Regions from separate parts of the Homo sapiens genome. Here region 2 is linked to region 1. A link is an interaction called in ENCODE POLR2A ChIA-PET data of the cell type or tissue named here. Cell type or tissue: PC-3. All regions are shown on one strand. Region 1 overlaps P3R3URF-PIK3R3 (P3R3URF-PIK3R3 readthrough). Region 2 has its middle 19 kb from the start of RAD54L.

The links. ChIA-PET counts read pairs that join two places held together with the same protein. Peaks named below come from ENCODE experiments on the same cell type or tissue, not always from the same donor. Only the 100,000 strongest peaks of a DNase experiment are listed, where the experiment ranks them.
Region 2: POLR2A ChIA-PET joins it to region 1 with 10 read pairs; 6 of 35 experiments call an interaction of 5 or more read pairs at or near these places.

What each region holds. Positions count from the first base shown.
Region 1 is chr1:46,081,670-46,086,669 of GRCh38, reverse strand. The region is part of intron 1 of P3R3URF-PIK3R3 (P3R3URF-PIK3R3 readthrough); the gene reads left to right. The region is part of intron 1 of PIK3R3 (phosphoinositide-3-kinase regulatory subunit 3); the gene reads left to right. Among named protein-coding and RNA genes, the nearest start is that of PIK3R3, 48 kb to the left of the region's middle. In PC-3, no CTCF peak of the experiment used is centred here; a DNase peak (open chromatin) is centred at 1,889; H3K4me3 peaks cover 948 bases; H3K27ac peaks cover 1,727 bases.
Region 2 is chr1:46,226,053-46,231,052 of GRCh38, reverse strand. No RefSeq gene overlaps it. Among named protein-coding and RNA genes, the nearest start is that of RAD54L, 19 kb to the left of the region's middle. In PC-3, no CTCF peak of the experiment used is centred here; no DNase peak of the experiment used is centred here.

The sequences.
Region 1 (5,000 bases):
GGAGTGCAATGGCACGATCTCGGCTCACTGTAACCTCTGCCTCCCGGGGTCAAGCGAGTCTCCTGCCTCAGCCTTCCGAGTAGCTGGGATTACAGGTGCTTGCCACCACTCTCAGCTAATTTTTGTATTTTTAGTAGAGACAGGGTTTCACCGTGTTGGCCAGGCTGGTCTCAAACTCCTTACCTCAGGTGATCCACCTGCCTCGACCTCCCAAAGTTCAGGGATTACAAGTTGGAGTGCAGTGGCTATTCACATGTGCAATCATAGCACACTGTGGGTTCGAACTTCTGGCTTCAAGCAATCCTCCCATCTCAGCCTCCCGAGTAGCTGGGGGTATAGGTGCACACCACTGCACCTGGCACCATTTTTGTTGTTAAAACATATAAAGAAAACATATACAATATACATACATACCTACAGTGTTCTCTGCTGTTCCCCATCCCTATTGTATTCACTATTAACAGTTTGTGTACTCTTCATATGTTTCTATGCACACATATCTATATGCACACATACACACACTTAAAACATCTATATGTCTCTATGTTTCTTCATATAGCTACATATTAATTAAAACGGAATTGAAAATATCTTTCTGTATTGCTAATATTTTAAAACTTGTTAATATAGGCCAGGCGTGAGTGGCCCATGCATATAATCCCAGCACTTTGGGAGGCCAAGGCGGAAGGATTACTTGAGGCCAGGAGATCGAGACCAGCTTGGGCAACGTAATGAGACCCTGTCTCACAATTTTGAAAAAAACCCAAACTTGTAATATAGTTTCTAAAAATGGAAAGAGAAATATTTTTCATTGTCTACTAAATGGAAATAAAAGTGCTATATATTTTATGGATACTCATTTCAGAAGGTATTTGCTTAGGTGCACCTAACTTATCACTCAGCATTGCAGTGCTCACCTAATGCAAGAACTACTTTGTCAAGGAGTTGAAAAGATAACTAATGTATCCTAATCAGTTTTTCCCTCAAGATAGTCCTTTTGAACTACTTAAAAGCTTAATGATTTGGAATTATTTTACCTTTATTTATAATATCACAACCTGGAAGATAGATATAAATCTGCTTATCTTCATGCAATTAGGAGGTTATTAGGAGATAAATTTTTATTCACATTTGCCCAGTATATTCTACAATCTACATGGGAGGGTGGGGAGCAACTCTCAGAGAAGGTAAAACATTTAGATGGAAGATTCAGTTTAGTTTGATAGAGCTACATTTGAGTGTACTCACAATTTTAGGAACAATGAATTATCTTGAAATTTATCCTTTTGGATTATAAAGTCCATATGTATGGAGACTGTGTCTATCTAATCTAGTTCATTGTTATGTTCACAGCTTCTGGAACATGGGAGGTGTTCAATACATATTTGCCTATGTATGTGTGGAGTGATTATAGATAGTAGGAATGTAGAAATAGGCCAGTATTGCATTCAGTTCAGATCTTATGATTGTGTTCTTTTAGCAACTTTATGTAGCAACTGCCTTTATAATAATTTCATTCTTCTTACATTTCTGTAGTTGAGAACAGCAAGATACAAGGAGGCAGCCCTCTGTAATAGATGTGAAATGGTCATTACATGTTTGTTGGTGGTAGAGCTGTCTGTGAACTATCATTATCCATAAATAGCAGCTTCCTCATGCAGTCTGGTCAGCTCAACTCATCTCAATATAGAGCTCCTCCAGTGAAGGGATGTAGAAAAGTCTCCATAACACCGTTTGAAGGTGATTAGAGTGTAACCCACCTGCTGATACAATGAAGCACATTGGTTCTTGAGCCCTGTTGGTCATGTACTCAAATCACTAAGGACTAGATTTGAGAAGCTTAGTGTTTGACCTTAAAGTTTCCCTTTTGCTGGGTTTCTGTTACAATTTGCTTTTTACCCCATTCTGATGAGTATTATAGTTAGGTATTTCTATGTGTCATTCTCTCTGGATTTGTTCTTTTGAGTGCAGGGAACACCTTGTCTTTGTAACTTTTCATAGCTATAGTGCAGTGCTTTGTATAGCACAAGTTTACACTGTTAATTCTTGTGTTAAGTGGGTAAGTAGAAGAATTATAAATTTTGCTAAGTTATAGTTCAAACTGTAGCTACTTTTATAAGTCACATAAAATCCTTTTCAAACAAGATGGTTATTTAGCTACTTTGAAAAAAAGTATGGATTATAGCAAATCCACCCCCATCTGGTAATGTCAGAAGCCTGATATTTATTTATTTTAAAACAGCTTTATTGAGATATAATTCACATGCCATGCAGTTCACCCACATTGTATAACTCAGTGATTTTTAGTATCTTCACAGAGTTGTACAACCATCATGATAGCCAATTTTGGAATATTTTCATTACCCTGAAAGAAATCCTTTATACATTAGCAGTCACTCCCTATTTCCCACTTTACTCCCCAGCCCTAGCCAACCATTGATTTACTTTCCGTCTCTATAGATTTGCCTATTCTGGACAATGGGATTATATAATATTTGGCCTTTCATGACAGGCTTCTTTCACTCAGCAAAATGTTTTCAGATTCGTCCATGTTGTAACATATCAGTACCTCATTCCTTTCTATTGCTGAATAATCTATTGTATGGATATATACCTCATTTTATTTATCTATTCGTCTGTTGATAGATATTTGGGTTGTTTTCCATTTTTGGGCCATTATAAATAAAGCTACTATGAACATTCATGTGCAAGTTTTTGTGTAGATACATGCTTCTTTTTTCTTGGGTATATGTAAGAGTGAAATTGCTGGGCAACTCTGCATTTAACCTTTTGAGGAGGTTAGACTGTTTTCCAAGCAGCAGCATCATTTTACATTCCCACCAGCAGTCTATGAGTATTCCAATTTCTCTACATCCTCACCAACACTTGTTATTATCTGTCTTTTTTATTATAGTCATCCTAGTGGGTGTGAAGTGGTATTTCACTGTGGTTTTGATGTGCATTTCTCTGTTGGCTGATTATGTTCAGTATCTTTTCATGTGCTTATTGGCCACTTGTTTGTCTTTTGGAGAAATATATATTCAGATCCTTTCCCCATATTTAATTGGGTCATTTGTCTTTTATTGAATTGAAAGGATTCTTTTATGTATTTAGATACAAGTACAAAAATATATTTATAGATACATTTACAAATATTTACAAAAATATATTTTATCATTTCTACTTACAAAAACGTTCTCCCATGCTATAGGTTGTCTCTTCACTTTCTTGGTGATGTCCTTTGAAGTACAGAAGTTTTTAATTTTGATGCAGTTAATCTATTTTTTTCTTGTTTGTTATTTTCAGTGTCATATTTAAGAAACCATTACCTAATCTAAAGTCACAAAGATTTAAGCCTATTTTTTCTTGTAAGAATTTTATAGTTTTAGGTCTTGATATTTAGGTCTTTGATCAATTTTTAGTTAATTTTGGTGTGAGGCAGGGATCCAACTTCATTCTTTTTGCATGTGGATATCTGCTTGTTCCAGAACAATTTGTTAAAAAGAATATTCTTTCCCTCATTGAATTATTTTGACATCCATGTTGAAAATCAGTTGACTAAGGGACTTTATTTCTTTATTTGTTTATTTTTGAGACAAAATCTCACTCTGTCTCCAGGCTGGAGTGCAGTGGTGCAATCTCGGCTCACTGCAACCTCTGCCTCCCGGGTTCTAGCAATTCTCCTGCTTCAGCCTCCCGAGTAGCTGGGATTACAGGTGTGCACCACCACGCCCAGCTAATATTTGTATTTTTAGTAGAGATGGGGTTTAATCATGTTGGCCAGGCTGGTCTCAAACTCCTGACCTCGAACTCCTGACCTCAGCTGATCTGTCCGCCTCCACCTCTCAAAGTGCTGGGATTACAGGTGTGAGCCACCGTACCCGGCCAACTAAGGGACTTCTCTTTGGGGGGAAATATTCACATTGTTCTCCTTCCCCCCAAGATTGCTTACAATTTTTTGGTTAAATTAAGAAAAAAGAAACAATCTCAAAAAAGTTACAAGTACAGTTCAAAGAACATAATTTTTTTGAATCATTTGAAAGTAGATTGTCAACGTGATGCCATATGATGACCATGTTGTGTGTATTTCCCACAAACAAGAACATTTTCCTACAGAAGCACAATATAACCATCAAAATCAGAAAACTAACACTGCTGTACTACTACTATGTCATACTCAGATCCCATTCAAGTTTTGCCCATTGTCGCAGTGTTGTCCTTAATAGCAAAAAATATCCAGTCCAGAATTACACATTGCATTTAATTGTCAGGATTCTTTAGTCTTCTTCAATCTGAAACATTTCCTCAGTCTTTCCTTGACCCTCATGACCTGTACATTGTTGAAGATTACAGGTAAGTTATTTTGTAGAATACCCCTCAATCATGGTTTGTCTGATGTTTCTTTATGATTAGATTCAGTTTATACATATTTGGCAGGAATGTCACAGAAGTGATGTTACATCCTTTTTAGTGTATTGTATTGGGGCCCACAGTTTTGCCATTATTTCTAATATTAACCTTGATTCTTGATTAAGGTGGTATTTGCCAGGCTTTTTCACTATTATTGTTTTTCCTTTTGCAGTTAGGATTTTGTGGGACAGTATATTGAGATAACAGTAATCTTGGTCCTCATCGATCTTTGTTTCTTTTATTTATTTATTTATTTATTTATATCTGCATGAACACATATATTCCTATTTTGTTTAATGAGTTATATTTCTTTACTATTATTATTTGTATTGATATGCCAGCTGTTCCAGATTTGGTCAGTGAGAGCCCCTTCCAGTTCGCTGTTTTGTTCTTTTAACATAGCCTCTCCCATTCTTTGAGCACTTCCTTCCTTTTTGGCACATGATGATGTTCAGGCTCATTTGGTACTTGCTCTATTCTGTCCCTGGAATCAGCAATTTCTTCAAAGAGCCCTGGTTCCTTTTAGTAGAGAATGGTATTAGAAAGCAAGGTCTAGGTGCTCAGTGTACATATTGGGGTGTTGTTGCCCC
Region 2 (5,000 bases), 140 kb before region 1:
ATGTCTTGCCAAAGTGATCAAATCAGAGTTTAATCCAGCCTCTGGATCCAACTACTAATTTGCAGGACATAGCAAGGACACAGAACATTTAGAACTGCATCATGAGTATGTAATCAGCAAAATCCAGACTGCAGTAAATTCTGTAAGTCAGATAGCCCAGAATCTTCAACAAACAAATTGTAAGAAATTAAGAGGCTGGGCACAGTGGCTCACGCCTGTAATCCAAGCACGTTGGGAGGTCAAGGCTGGCAGATTGCCTGAGGTCAGGAGTTTGAGACTAGCCTGGCCAACACGGCAAAACCCGGTCTCTACTAAAACTACAAAAAAAAAAAAAAATTAGGCAGGCATGGTGGCATGCACCTGTAATCTAGCTACTCAGGAGGCTGAGGCAGGAGAATCGCTCGAACGTGGGAGGCAGAGGTTGCGGTGAGCCAAGATCACACCACTGCACTCCAGCCTGGGTGACAGAGTGAGGCTCTGTCTCAAAAAAAAAAAAAAAAAAAAAAAAAATCCCACAAAAATTAGCCAGGCATGGTGGCACGCACCTGTAGTCCCAGCTACTCGGGTGGCTGAGGTGGGAGGATGGCTTGAGCCTGGAAGGCAGAGACTGCAGAGAGTCAAGATCATGCCACTGCTCTCCAGCCTGGACGTCAGAGTAAGACTCTGTTTCCAAATAAACAAATAAATAACAAAAAGAAAATTGTAAGAAATTAAGAAAAGGATGAAAGTGGAACCTTAAAAGTTAAGAGATTTGGCCGGGCGCGGTGGCTCACACTTGTAATCGCAGCACTTTGGGAGGCCGAGGTGGGTGGATCACCTGAGGTCAGGAGTTCGAAACCAGCCTGGCCAACATGGCGAAACCCCGTCTCTACTAAAAATACAAAAATTAGCCAGGCGCGGTGGTGGGCACCTGTGATCCCAGCTACTCAGGAGGCTGAGGCAGGAGAATCGCTTGAACCCAGGAGGCAGAGGTTGCAGTGAGCCGAGATCACGCCATTGCACTCAGCCTGGGCAACAGAGACTCCGTCTAAAAAAAAAAAATTAAGAGACTTGGCTGGGTGCGGTCGGTGACTCATGTCTGTAATCCCAGCATGTTGGGAGGCCAAGGTGGGCAGATCACTTGAGGTCAGGAGTTCGAGACCAGCATGGCCAACATGGTAAGACCCCCGTCTCTACTAAAAATAAAAAATTAGTTGGGTGTGGTGGTGTGCCCCTGTAATCCCAGCTATTCCAGAGGGTAAGGCAGGAGAATCACCTCAGAATCAAGAGATAGAGGTTGCAGTGAGCCGAGATCTCACCACCACACTCCAGCCTGGGCGACAGAGCAAGATCCTGTCTCAAAAAAAAAAAAAAAGAATAACAAGGAAATGTTACGATTTTTTTTTTTATATACAGGGTCTCACTCTGTCACCCAGGCTGGAGTGTGGTGGCACGATCTCAGCTCACTGCAACCTCCGCTTCCCAGGCTCAAGCAATTCTCCTGCCTCAGCCTCCTCAGTAGCTGGGATTACTGGCACCTGCCACCACGCCCGGCTAATTTTTCTTTTTTTTGAGACAAAGTCTGGCTCTATCACCAGGCTGGAGTGCAGTGGCGAGATCCCGGCTCACTGCAACCTCTGCCTCCTGGGTTCAGGAGATTCTCCTGCCTCAGTCTCCCGAGTAGCTGGGACTACAGGCGCACACCACCATGCCCAGCTAATTTTCGCATTTTTAGTAGAGACGGGGTTTCACCCTGTTGGCCAGGATGGTCTCGATCTCTTGACCTCATGATCTGCCTGCCTCGGCCTCCCAAAGTGCTGGGATTACAGGCGTGAGCAACCATGCCCAACTTAATTTTTTGATTTTTTGTAAGAATGAGGTCTCACTGTGTTGCCCACACTGGTCTTGAACTCCTGAGCTCAAACGATCCTCCTGCCTCGGCCTCCCAAAGTGTTAGGATTACAGGCATGAGCCACAACGCCTGGCCAGAAATGTTGTGAATAATATTATGCCAAAAACATCGACAATTTAGATAAAATGGACACATTTTTTGAAAAAAAAAAAAACCTACCAAAACTAAATCAAAATGAAAGTAAAAGTCTAAATAGCCTTATATCTACTAAAGGAAACTGTTATCAAAAACATCCCCCATACCAGTCTAGGCCACGTGGCAAAACTCTGGCTCTACAAAAAAAATACAAATTAGCCAGGCATGGTGTCACGCCTGTAGTACCAGCTACTCAGGAGCCTGAGGTCGGGGGATCACCTGAGCCTGGGGAGGTCAAGGCTGCAGTGAGCCATGATCGTGTCACTGCGCTCCAGTCTGGGCATCACTGTAAGACCCCGCCTCAAAAAACCAAAAAACGTCCCCGTAAAGAAAACTCTAGGCCCAGATGATTTCACTAAGTAAATTATGTCAAGTACTAAATACTACTACCAACCTTACACAAAGATAAAGCAAAGGAGGAGGAAACATTACTTCACTCTTTTTAGGAGGCCAGCATAACCCTGGTACCAAAATTTTTTTTTTTTTTTTTGAGACAGAGTTTCACTCCTTTTGCCCAGGCTGGAGTGCAATGGCACGATCTCGGCTCACTGCAACCTCTGCCTCCCGGGTTCAAGCGATTCTCGTGCCTCAGCCTCCCAAGTAGCTGGAATTACAGGTGCCTACCACCATGCCCGGCTTTTTTTGTATTTTTAGTAGAGATGGGGTTTCACCATGTTGGCCAGGGTGGTCTCGATCTCTCAACCTCATGATCCGCCCACCTCGGCCTCCCAAAGTGCTGGGATTACAGGCGTGAGCCACCGCGCCCGGCCCCAAAACTTTTAAAAATTAAGTCTGTGGGAAAATTAAACACCAACTATATTTTATTATACTGACAATTTATTAACTTTTTAGGTGCAATAATGGTAATAAAAATCCTTATCTTTTAGAGATACATGCTAAAACATTTACAGATTAAATTGGTATGATATCTGGTTTTGCTTCAAAATAATCTTGGTTAGGGGGAAAGTAGTTGAGGGAATAAATAAACCAAGATTGGCCATGAATTGATAATTATTGAAGCTGGGTCCCTGGGAATTCATTACACTATTTTCTCTATTTTTGTATATGCTTGATACTTTATATAATATAAAGCAAAAAATAATGGCAAATGATTAAACGACATTAAATGCATAAGAACTACAGGTTGTTTGAGATCATTTAAAAAGAGAGTGAAACAAAAAAATCATTGAACACCATTAGAAGTTGTTAGGACATAACTACTTTGAAAACGGTAAGGGAAGAGATTTAAGCATTTATCTTGCCATTCTGGTATGAATTTTATTTCGGAGTAATCAAATGGTCCTAGAGGATGTGAAAAAGGTTTTCTGTACAGAATTAGAGCTAATAAATGAGGAAAAATTAATAGCCTTAGAAAATCACCATTCTGTAATCCCTAGTGAAACAAGCAATTCATAAAATGATAATCAACGGATAGTAAAACAACTTGGTGAAAAATTGACCGGAAACTTTATGATGCTGGGATGAGGCTATCACCATCTGAAAATAAAAGAAGCCTGGGAGCTGGAGTGGACAGTGGAGGAGAGCTGTCCAACCAGAAACACCCGTGCCATGTAGAATAAGTTAAAAATAAATCTGTGGTGTTAAATCACTGAAATATGGGAGCAATTCATTACAGAAGTTGGCTTACCATAAAAGTATACCATTTATATATATTAAAACACATAGGCACATAATTACATATATTTTCAAAGATACATACATATCCAAACATATACTGACACAGGGAGAGGAATGAGAATAGGGATGAGGGATCAAAAGAAGAGGCCAGGCACAGTGGCTCACACCTGTAATCCCAGCACTATGGGAGGCTGATGCAGGAAGACTTCTCAAGGCCAGGAGTTCAAGACCAGGCTGAGCAACACAGTAAGACCCAATCTCTAAAAAAAATTTTTTTTTAATTAGCTGGACATGCTCGTGTGCACTTGTAGTCCTACTCAGAAGGCTGAGGTGGGAGCATTGCTTGAGCCCAGGAGGTCAAAGTTACAGTGAGCCAAGATCACATCACTGTCCTCCAGCCTGGGTGACAGTGAGACCCAGTCTCTTAAAAAAATAATAATTTTTTTTTTTGACACGGAGTCTCGCTCTGTCGCCCAGGCTGGAGTGCAGTGGCATGATCTCGGTTCACTGCAACCTCTGCCTCCTGGGTTCAAGCAATTCTCTTGCCTCAGCCTCCTGAGCAGCTGGGACTACAGGCATGCGCCACCATGCCCAGATAATTTTTGTATTTTTAGTAGAGATGGGGTTTCACCATGTTGGCCAGGCTGGTCTCGAACTCCCGACCTCAGGTGATCCACCTTCCTCGGCCTCCCAAAGTGCTGGGATTACAGGCATGAGCCACCGTGCCCAGTCTAAAATTTTTTTAAAAAAGAAGAAAATAAAATAAGAAAGGGGCCTGGTGATGGAATTCACTATGCTATGAGAAGCATGGTTTAACTATTAAATAATTAAAAATAACAATTTAAAAAGAAGACAACTAATCAATCTGCCCTTTCCAGAGAGAACCCAGGTTAGTTCACTGGGAATATAATTATCTTCAGCCTTGGGGAATAGGAGCACAGAATGGTTCTGGAGAGGAGACAGTGTTGAGGAATCCTCCACTGTGGTTACCAGGAAGGTCTCAGGTCTAAAACGATTCCTAAACTGAGGCTTTCTCCTAAGCCTGATCTTCATCTTTGGCTCTCCCTGGTGGTGATGGTACAGGAGGCATTTGACATTCTCTAGACATGGGGTCTGGACCTGCCACCTCCGCCTTGGTACCACCTCTCATTCCAGGCTAGGGGAGGCTGGACAAAGCACAGAGGTTCATTCTGGGCCTGGGTGCATCCTCCTGCCCACTTTCCACCCTGCCTGTGTCAGGCTAAAAGCCCCTCTCCCAAAGATGTCCAATTCCTAATCCCCAGGACCTGAGGATAAATATAAATTTTCTTTTAAGAGAAGAGTCTTACTATATTGC